2 separate regions of the Homo sapiens genome follow, and region 2 is linked to region 1. The links are chromatin contacts, found by Hi-C or POLR2A ChIA-PET in ENCODE. All regions are on one chromosome and are shown on one strand. The core of a region is the stretch at or near the end of the contact, and the rest is flanking DNA. Distances in the headings are between cores, read along the strand shown.

Region 1 (5,229 bases), core at 2,551-5,050:
TGCAATGGGGATATAGACAGACAAGAGTAGAAAGCAGAGAAACTAGTAAGGAGGTACACTATTCATTTATCAGTCTAGAGGAGAAATGATAGGGGATGTGCATTGGGTGCCAGCAGTAGAATTGAAGACCTGTGGTCAGAGTCAGGTTATATTCAGAATTTGCTGACAGAGTAGATAGAGATTAGGAGAGAATTTTTTTGTTTGAGCAAGGGTGTGAATGATGGTAGATAAGACAATGGGGAGGAGCAGGTTTGAGGGATGGGAATCTAGGGTTTTTGAAGGCTATCTTAATTTTTAAATGCATGGTTCTGGCATTTATTACTTGTGGAATATTGAACAAATTATTTCAATTTCCTCATCTGTGAAACTGGGTTGGTAATAGTATGTATGCTATATGGTTTACATGAAAATTAAATGTATTAATGCCCTGAAGCACTTAAAACACAACTGGACACATACTGTGTTCTCAGTAAATGTTAGCTATTGTTGCTGCTACTGTTAATATTATTACTATTACCCATAATCATAATATTAGTGTATGTCCACATGAGATATTGAAGAGGCAATAGGATTTATGAGTCTGGAACTCAGGAGAGAAATCAGGACTGGAGATAAACTTTGAGAGTTATTAGCATACAGATGGGTATTGAAAACCATGGGACTGGGTGAGATTTCCTATGGAGAGAGGAGAGAAGAGAAGAGAGACAAAGACTGAAGAATGGGGCCCTTCACCTTTGGAGGTCAAGACAAAGGCGTAGAGTCAACAACGAAATGAGAAGGAGCTGTCAAAGGACAGAAGGGAAACCTGAAGGGTACTGCATTGTGAAAGCAAAGTATAGAAAGCATTAAAAGACAGAAGTCAACCACATCAAATGACGCTGAGAAGAGTAAGACCAGGACAGACCTGACCATTGGGTTGGCACAGGATTAATTGATAGCAGCCTTGTCAGGAAACATTTCAGTGGAGTGATGGGAATGAAAATCCTATTGGAGTAGCTCATGCCTGTAATCCCAGCGCTTTGGAAGACTGAGGCTGGAGGATCACTTGAGTCCAGGAGTTCGAGACCAGCCTGGTCAACATAGGGAGACCCTGTCTCTACAACAATTTAAAAAACAAAAATTAGCCAGGAATACTTAGGGTAGTCCCAGCTACTCAAGAGGCCTAGGCAGGAGGATCATTTGAGCCCAGAAGTTCAAGGCTGCAATGAGCTGTGATCATGCCTCTGCACCCCAGCCTGGGCAACAGAGCAAGACCCTGTCTCAAAAAAAAATTTTTTTTTTTCAGCTGCGGTGGGTCATGCCTAGCCCTTTGTGAGGCCAAGGTGGGAAGATTGCTTGAGGCCAGGAGTTCAAGATGAGCCTGGGCAGCATAATGAGACCCTGTCTCTAAACAAAACCCATAAAACATAAGTTGGGTGTGGTGTGGCACAAGCCTGTGATCCCAGCTAGTTGGGAGGGTTAGGCAAGAGGATCCCTTGAGCCCAGGAGTTCGAAGCTTCAGTGAGCTATGATCATGCCACTGCACTCCAGCCTGGGCAACAGAGGGAGAACCTATTTCTAAAAAAATAAAATAAAATAAAAAAGTTTAAAGCCACATTCTGAATAATAAGGAAAAAAAGTAAGGAAAAGGATAGTACCTACCTAGGAAAAATCATCTGATGTTATTTGCTATCAGTGACAAAACAGAATTATAATCTCCTACCTTACTTTACTTTTCTTCAGTAAGGAGTTTGGTCTTCAAACAGGAAAGGAAAAAACAAACATGTTTGAGAAGATATGGGAGCCCAGGGTAGGTAAGAGAATCAAAGGGAGATTAAATGAGTATCTTCCACTTTAAATTAATTCTGATCTCTAGGTTCTGCTGAATTACATCCCAGGAAGCTCAGAGAACTTTCAGATCTGATTTTGGAATTTTCATTCAGCATAATTTTTAGCAAGAAGCCTAATATTATATGTGATTGTTTTTCCCCCAAAAGGAGAAATTCTCTATGCAAAGAGGCTTGGCTTTTGTCCCTGGCAGTCATTCTAGAACTAGCAATTAACCTGATAGTTTCTGAGCATTTGAGAAAAAATGCGTAACACTAGTAACCAACTTGAATTTTCTGAAAATAAGTCATTCCGAAATAGATTTTCCTTTAGGGTTTTATTGTTGGAAAATTGGAGCAACACTGTAGATGCAGTGTAACTTGATTTTAGCCAAGTATTTGATGGAGTTTCTTATGACGTTTTGCAAATAAGAGGAAGGATAGGTTAACATTTAAGTACGTATGTGTGCAAGGTGCTCAATAGGGTGGTAAAATTATATTCAAATCCGTTTTTCTTTCTTTTTTTTTTTTTTTTGAGACGTAGTCTTGCTCTTGTCACCCAGGCTGGAGTGCGATGGTGCGATCTCGGCTCACTGCAATCTCCGCCTCCTGGGTTCAAGCGATTCTCCTGCCTCAGCCTCCCGAGTAGCTGGGATTACAGGTGCCTGCCACCACGCCTAGCTAATTTTTGTATTTTTAGTAGAGACAGGGTCTCACTATGTTGGCCAGGCTGGTCTTGAACTCCTGACCTCAAGTGATCCGTCTGCCTCAGCCTCCCAAAGTGCTGGGATTACAGGCGTGAGCCACCATGCCCAGCCCAGTTGTTGGTTCTTGAATCAGTGATGCCCATGAAGTATCTAATGGGGTATCACTGGATTTTGCTCTTGGCTCTCTCCTGACCAGAAACCTAGAAGAAAATATAATAGGCAAGTGGAAAGAACTAATGCAGTAGATGACAGAGTCAAATGAAAAATCATTCTGGGGCCGGGCGCAGTGGCTCACGCCTGTAATCCCAGCACTTTGGGAAGCCAAGGCAGGCAGATCACGAGTTCAGGAGATCAAGACCATACTGGCTAACACGGTGAAACCCCGTCTCTACTAAACATACAAAAAATTAGCCGGGCGTGGTGGGCGCCTGTAGTCCCAGCTACTCGGGAGGCTGAGGCAGGAGAATGGCGTGAATCCGGGAGGCAGAGTTTGCAGTGAGCCGAGATCGCGCCACTGCACTCCAGCCTGGGCAACAGAGTGAGACTCCATCTCAAAAAAAAAAAAAAAGAAAAAACGAAAAATCATTCCAATGCCTGAATAAGCTGTATTATTTAACAGTTGTTTGGGAACCATTCATTGGTTCATTCATTTACTCATTTTTGAGAGCTTTGTATCAAACACTGTTCTTGGTGTTGGGAATGCATGAGAAAACAAAGAGAAACAAGTCATGGACCCTGTGTCTTCAAGGACCTTATAGAGTGTGCCAAAAAAATGCTTTAATACGGATCACTCGAGCCCAGGAGTTCGAGGCTGCAGTGAGCCGCGATCATGCCACTCACTTCAGCCTGGGCAACAGAGAACGTAGTTTTAGTTGGGAGTGGGTGGGGGTGGGGCATTAATAGAGCAAGTGCTAACATGCTAACATAGAGTTGTGTACAAAGGTTTTTGGGGGCCTAAAGATGGGAGTGGTCAATTCAACCAGGGTGCTATTCTATTGCAATGCTGCTTTTCCTTTCAAGGGCCCAACTCCTGAAGAAGCATGAGTGACCACTTCAAACTTCTCAGTCCCCTTTTAAAAGGTCCTTCATGAAGCACCTTTGATGTTCAAATGTCAGGGATATATCTCGTTAATCTTTGGTGCCTGTTCTGCCCCACTGTTATCCCCCTCACCCAAAAAGCTCCCTTCCTAGAACTTTCAGCCCTCAGAGTAGCTGCTCTTTGTTCCTCATTCCTTTGAAGGGGCCTGCTTACCTCTTTTTATGCAAATATAGAAAAGTACCTTGACTTATGCAAATGTTGAACATTAACACTTCTAGTGCCCAGGAGCAATGTTCCCTCAAACATTACACTGTTCAGGAGTAACTAACTATGAAGGTTAAGCATACAGGAACAGTTTAATCTTGCAATCAAATAAAACTTACTCTAGTTAACACAGTACAGGTAATAACATACCTCATCGTTATTGTGCTGCATTATAATTAGTCAAGTAGAGAATGGTTGACCTAAGAGAATGCAATTCATATTTATTTTATGCAGTGGAAACAGATCTTTGTGGATTTTCTCTTCTTTTTGTTAGTTCTCCATTACCTATAATTATCTTGATTGTTGACAGGGGTGTTTTTTGAGACCACTATAATTTAATCTTTTTGGTTCACTGATAAGCACACACACAAATACTTTGACACACAGGTTAGAAAAACAAAACTCCAGCATTTCTAGCTGCAGGGATTTCCTCTTTTCCTTTCTAGGGAGGCATCTTTTCTGTGCATGGCTAGCCCATGCAGTATATGGTTGCTCCAGCTCCCTGGTGCGTACTTTTCTCAGCTCCAGCTGTGCACTGGAATCATTTGGGGAGCTTTTACAAAAGCCCAGTGCCTAGAGCTCACCTCACAGAGAACCTAATGAAATTGGTCTGGGGTGCATCTGCTATCGGTATTTCTTTTTTCTTTTCCTTTTTCGAAATGGAGGTCTTGCTGTGTTGCCCAGGCTGGTCTCAAACTCCTGGGCTCAAGCAATCCTCCTGCCTGAGCCTCCTGAATAGCTGAGATTATAGGTGGGAGCCACCATACTCAGCATGGCATCAGCTTTTTTTTTTTTTTTAAAGCTCCTCAGATGATTTTAATATTCAGCTATGGCTGAACTGCACTGCCATAAAGGGATAGAGGTACAGTGGTTTCTTGGTTATTTGTCCAGGAGAATGGACATGGGTATCAGGGTGCTGTGGAGGGCAGAGAGGTCCTACAGGCCTAGGATGTAGGATACAGAACGTAGAATCGCTACCTGGGAATCTGGGGAGATGGGGAATTGAAGCTTCACTGAGACATTTCAGGGGACACTGGAGGCTGGATGGTCTCTCTCTTTGTCTAGACATGATACTGTTACCAGGGTTCCTTGCTCACAGAGCTTCCAAGATGGTGGCAAGCTGCTTCCGAGATGGTGGCAAGCCTCGTGTTCTCTGACCTGGGGTTCTTGGCCTCATGGATTCCAAGAAATGGAATCTTGGGCCATGCAGTGAGTGTTATAGCTCTATTAGAAGCTGTGGGTCACGGAAGAGAACCGTGGAACCCAGTGACTAGTGTTCAGCTCAATTAGGACGAACCCAGGCACTTAGCCATGCAGGAACAATGGCAAGCCTTTAGCCCAATCGGGAGTGGCAATAGGCGCCTCGCTGGATCAGGAGCACAGCGGACACCCTGCCGGATCCGGAAGAATGGAA
Region 2 (5,536 bases), core at 2,213-4,712, 140 kb before region 1:
TAGCCAGCTCCCAATTCTGGTTGAAAAAAAATGAGCAACAGTGATGTTAGTGATAATGATAACAAGAAAAGGAAAGAATCTTGATATCCATGTTAATAAGAATTTTTTAAAAATTATAGCCACTTTATTATATTACTACTTTCCTTAGTAAACTGTCTTTTTTACTAGGTTATAATTTTGATAGTATTTAAAAATGAACCTAAGAATATGTCTCTGTAGATTAACTGAGGATGTCTTGGTGTTTCTTATCTTCACAATTATTCATTGTCTACCTAAACAATGTTCTAACTGCACTTCTTCCAAGAACTTCACTGGGCAAATAAATTGTTTATTTCCTTAGCACGTAAGTGTTCAGTTTGCATTATGTTAGTTAATTTGCACGTTTGTATGTCAGCTTTGTTCTTTAGTGTCCTTTGCGTGTTTATCTTGCCTCTGATACTAAAATTATAAGCTCTTGGAGGCAGGCAGTATGGATTCTAATCTTTTATTATTCTTGCACAGTGCTCAGACTGTGACCTTGTATGCAGTAGGTACTCTATAAATGTTAGCACAGGTTTCATGGTGTCAAGGCAATGACTATGTAATGAAGAGAGATTGATGGGAACATTAATATGTACATATATTCCTTGAGACTTTTTATCAATGTATTCATTAATACATGTATGAGTGCTGGAAAATTCTCTGTAATGGTAAATGGTTCTGAACTGTTTGCAAAGGTTACTTTGTTTTTTCTTCAGGAAACTGAATTTGGAGGTTATTCCTGAAGAATGTGTCATGTATTGATGAAAGATTACATCTAATACATTTACAAAAATGATACCTTATGTATGAGAAATCTGAGATTACCCCGTCCTCTCTCTGAGTTTAGGCTAAACTGCATATAAATCAGAACTGTGTAGTAGAAAAACAATGGGCTGTGGAGTTAGGTAGAGCTCTTCTCAAATTCTTGTTTAAAACAGTGGGCTGTGGAGTTAGGTCGAACTCTTCTCAAATTCTTGTTTAAAACAATGGGCTGTGGAGTTAGGTAGAGCTCTTCTCAAATCTTTGTTTCACCTCATATTTGTGTTGTAATACGATTGTGCCTCTCTGAGCCCTAGTATCTGCATCCATAAAGAATAGGAATACCAACACCTCTTCATGGGGTTTGATGTGAGAGTTAGATGATACAGCACATTTACATGTACAGAGCACAGTTCTGGCAGAAAGGAGGGACTCAATAAATGGCAGTCATTTTTATTATTTTTCCTAATTTCAGAAACTCCTGAATGGTGGTTGACCTTCAGAGAGAGTCATCCCTGCCATCCTCGTTGGTCACGGTAGCTCTCACTGTGAGGTGGCTCTCACTCTAACCTCTAAAGACCCTAGTCTTTTTGGTACTTTTTTGTATCGCCAACCCATACATACAGTCCAAAACATGCCTTAAACAGTTTTATCTTAACAACCGGCCTATCTTTGTATATGTCTAGGAGTTTTCATATATTTTGGTTGGTAAAATATATATAACATAAGATTTGCCACTCATCTATCTTGTCAAATGTAATTCAGTCAGCATTCACCTCACCAAGATAGTCGATGTTATCTAATGGCAGATAATATCAGGCTTCAAAGCCAGTGTGAACATTCCAACCATGATAATGAACTCAGAGCAATGGTTCGCTTTGCCTTTCTGGACTCATTTTAGGAATGTTCGTGAGTTAAGTGGGGATTGCTCTATGTAGCCAAAAGCTTAGACCAGTTATCCTCTTCAGCCTTTAACTGGAGATGGAGAAAAGTGACTCATCAATTTATGTTTAGTTTTTCATATGCCTTGAGAACCATGTTATGTCTTATCAGCCTTTTCTTTCTCAGGAAAGGCAATTTCCGCTTTACCCATAATCTGTAACCTTCAAATTGTCTTCTTGGTTATCTGGTAAACTCTCTCCCAGTCCTTTCCACAGCTTTCTTAGATGATCGAGCCTAGTACTAAACAGAAAACACTAGTAATGAATGGTGGATATTGAGTACTCTGGGGGGTGCTCTTAAAATTTTGAGCTATTCCTCAACATGGTGCTGTTAATTTGGCAGCCATATAATATTGCTGAAAAATGAGAAAACTTTAGAACATGAGCGAAAATGGATAGAAGTAGAATTCAAAGTGTGCATGTGACTGGTGGCTGGAATTGCAAGTGGGATCTTGGTCTAAAACCTGGGAGTTGAGAGAGAAGAAAGCAGGGCTAAAAGCAACGTTCTCAAGGTTATGCCCGTTGAGAGAGGGAACAAGAGCGTAGGTGGGAGAGGTATTTACTTCAGGGGCTGGTCAGAGTTTAGAGGAGGATTAGGAGCGTTGTTTACTGGAGACAAGGCCAGACAGGGTGTTGAGATGGGTGTAAATTGACAATTTAGAGTCTGGCATAGGAGAGATGAACTTGGTTAATACAAAACGGTTTCTTTCTTTATTTCCTTTTTTAAAAAATTATCAAAATGGAAATATCTCTCATTATAAAGTTATAATGTATATATTTTAAATATTGATAAAACTTGCCATCTGGAAATGTTGTACTCAATTTCTACCAATTGCATGTAAAAATGCCCCTTTCTGTGAACCTTCACCAATGCAGACACTGTCACCGTTTTGCCAATGTAATACATAATTTGTTTAAAACAAAAATCCTATTTTACTTTGAATTTCTTTATTGGTGAGTTAAAGTATCTTTTAATACTGGCCATTTGTTAATTTCTTATTTATGAAAAGCCTGTTTTTGTCTTCTGCATATTTTTCTTCTGAGATAGTTTTCTTTTTGTCTTGTGAGAACTTTGTATCAATACATATATATATATGACATTATCCTTTTGCCTGTCATATATGAAATTTGTTAACGCATTTTTAGTGTTTTATTGGTACTTTTTGCCATATAGAATTTTACTTTTTAAAAAATGTATTCAAATCTGTCAGTCTTTTAAATGATTTCTGGCTTGGTATTATGATTAGAAGATTATTCCTCACTCTAATATTAAAGTATGTTAAACTTTTATGTATATATATATATTTTTTCCACTACTTGTTTTTTTTTTTTAAGCCTTATATCTTAAGTATTTAATACAGTCAGGATATTTTGCATAGATCTTTTCAGGTAGGGATAGTCAGTTGATTAAAGTCATTTATTTGATAATCATTTCTTGCTATCCTAATGTGATCAGCCATATTTATGATGAGCTGGATTCTAGCATATACCCTACTCAGTTCCACTGATTTCTTTGATTCTTGCTGAAAGTATTTTAATTATTGTAGTTCACTTCCCTCCTTTTTCTTCTTTTCTTAGAATGAGAAATTGTGTGTGCCATATGTGTCATAGAAAAAAGAAAGGGTATCATAGAGCATCTGCTAGGCTGTCTTCTGGTTGTTGTAGTCACATTAGAGGCCGTAAGTGATGATAAACATCTCACTAGAATGGTTCTACTTTCACTTACAACAGGAAATTTAGGCATGCTTCACCAGCTAAGGAAATAGATTTTATGTATTCATTCGTCACTCACCCATTCAACAAATAAGCGCCTACTTTATGCTATTGTTGTACTTGATATTGAGGCCACAACACTGAAGAAGATTGCCAAGGTTTCTGTGCTTTTGGAATTTGGGAGAAACAGATTAAAACAAACAAATAATAAGCACATCACATAATTATAAGTGTTGCAAAGATGGTACTGTGATAGTAACAGAAGTCAGGGGAGAAGGATTATTTTAAATAGGATGGTTAGAAAAGGCCAGAGATGGGGGGTAGGTGTTTTAAGCTGAGATGAAGGGGGTGATATTTTCTGGTCATTGTTTTATTTGTTTTTGGTTTTGTGTGTGTGTGTGTGTGTGTGATTGTTTCTTTGTTTTTTAGATGGGCTTGCTCTGTCACCCAGGCTGGAGTGCAGTAGTGCAATCTTGGCTCACTGCAACCTCTGCCTGCTGGGCTCAAATGATTCTTCTACCTCACCCTCCTGAGTAGCTGGGACTACAGGCATGTGTCACCACACTCAGCTAGTTTTTTCTATTTTTAGTAGAGATGGGGCCTTGCCATGTTGCCCAGGCTGGTCTTCAACTCCTGGACTCAAGCGATCTGACTGCTTCAGCCTCACAAAGTGCTGGGATTACAGGTGTGAGACACCATGCCTGGCCCATTGTTTTAGATATTTACACAACATCTAAATATTTTCTTTGGTGTACATTGAATGTTATTTGGCAGTAGCTGGTCTACTGTGGGAGACCTCATTAGAGGAATACTCTAACTTTACTGTGTTTTGGTATATGGCATTTTAATCTCATTTATTGCTACTATACATTCTAGGCCCCCCTCATTCCTGGTGTCAATAGATACAGCATAATTTTTTTTCACCTATTCTCATTAGATTATAGTACTTACATAGTGCTATAGATCTACATAAAATAAATGAGAAAATAAGCATTGCTATTTATGGAAGCATTCTTTCCCTGCTATATTAACACTTGTATAACATATGTCTTCTTTCATTTCTCTTTTGTTCCCTACACCTCTGCCCATAACTGGGCATTGATGTATCTATTTACTTTTAAAGGTAGACACTCTTACATTATTCAGTGTTCACTAGATTGCTTTAGAATCCTAGCTAGAATAATACTGAGCCTTTACTTTCTTCTTATGACTGAAGAGCTTCACAATTCAAGAAATGCCTTATTCAGATGTAAAAGAAACAGGATTAGTTTCATTTTTTAAAAAGTTATCTTTTTAGTTCATACTTAGTTTGAGTTGTCCATCTACCTACAACCTTGATATTACAATTGAACTAGCAAGAGCAACCCTCATAGAGGAACATTTTCTTCTAAGAATGCAAAGCAAAGTGTAGCCACATGGTGTCACTAAATTATAACAATTTTACTCGAAGCTAAAGAGAATTTAAAAATTGCTTTTTTACACCATCATATTTAAATATAAATTGTTCTGAAAGTCTGTGATTTGTGAAATAACATGTGAAACTATTTGTACTATTTAAGTCTTTCTGCTGATGTGGAGCGTTAATTATGTCCAAAGTCCAGAGGTATATATTTTGGTGCTTGCTAGCTAGTTCTTGAGTTGTCATCTGCAAGGCATAGGAGAAATGTGGGCTTCTGTAGTCCAGCTATTCAGTTTCATGCAAATATATATATTTTTTAACCTTCCTTTGGAATTTTGAAAGAGAGGAGTAACTCAAAGGAGATAGGAGATAGATTCTCTAAATATGTAAAAGGAATCAGAAAACAGAAGAAAAGAGGAATGAGGATAAAGAGAAATGAGGTTACAGGACCTCAGAAGTGGTAGGAAGGGAACAGTCTAACATTTATTGAGTATCTTCTGTGGGTCAGGCACATCTCATTACCTTGTGTAATTCTTACAATAGTCCTGTAGGAGAAAAACCGCTACTTAATTTTATAGGTGAGGAAATTGAGCCTTAGAAAAGCTAAATTTGTAACCAGGTCTGCCTGACTCCACATTACATTGCTGATGCAAGAATCAAGGTAAAGAAATAGCTCTACCTTAGAGTAGGAGAAGGAGGCATT

Evidence for each region. A loop is a pair of places that touch in the nucleus more often than their neighbours do. ChIA-PET counts read pairs that join two places held with the same protein, here RNA polymerase II (POLR2A). Pooled maps may share reads with other maps.
Region 2: a loop to region 1 is called in a pooled map, with 2.4 times the contacts of the local background. The contact joins two enhancer-like sites. A Hi-C loop is called at or near these places in 4 of 50 pooled maps. POLR2A ChIA-PET finds 5 or more read pairs at or near these places in 2 of 52 experiments (PC-3 and activated CD8-positive, alpha-beta memory T cell).

Annotation. Positions count from the first base shown.
Region 1 is chr6:38,426,567-38,431,795 of GRCh38, reverse strand. The region is part of intron 6 of BTBD9 (BTB domain containing 9); the gene reads left to right. Among named protein-coding and RNA genes, the nearest start is that of BTBD9-AS1, 52 kb to the left of the region's middle. Within about 2 kb of position 3,800, at least 2 of the 41 ENCODE cell types and tissues checked have a DNase peak (open chromatin) inside an H3K27ac peak, as active enhancers do.
Region 2 is chr6:38,570,282-38,575,817 of GRCh38, reverse strand. All of the region lies in intron 6 of BTBD9 (BTB domain containing 9), which reads left to right. Among named protein-coding and RNA genes, the nearest start is that of BTBD9, 67 kb to the left of the region's middle. Within about 2 kb of position 3,462, at least 6 of the 41 ENCODE cell types and tissues checked have a DNase peak (open chromatin) inside an H3K27ac peak, as active enhancers do.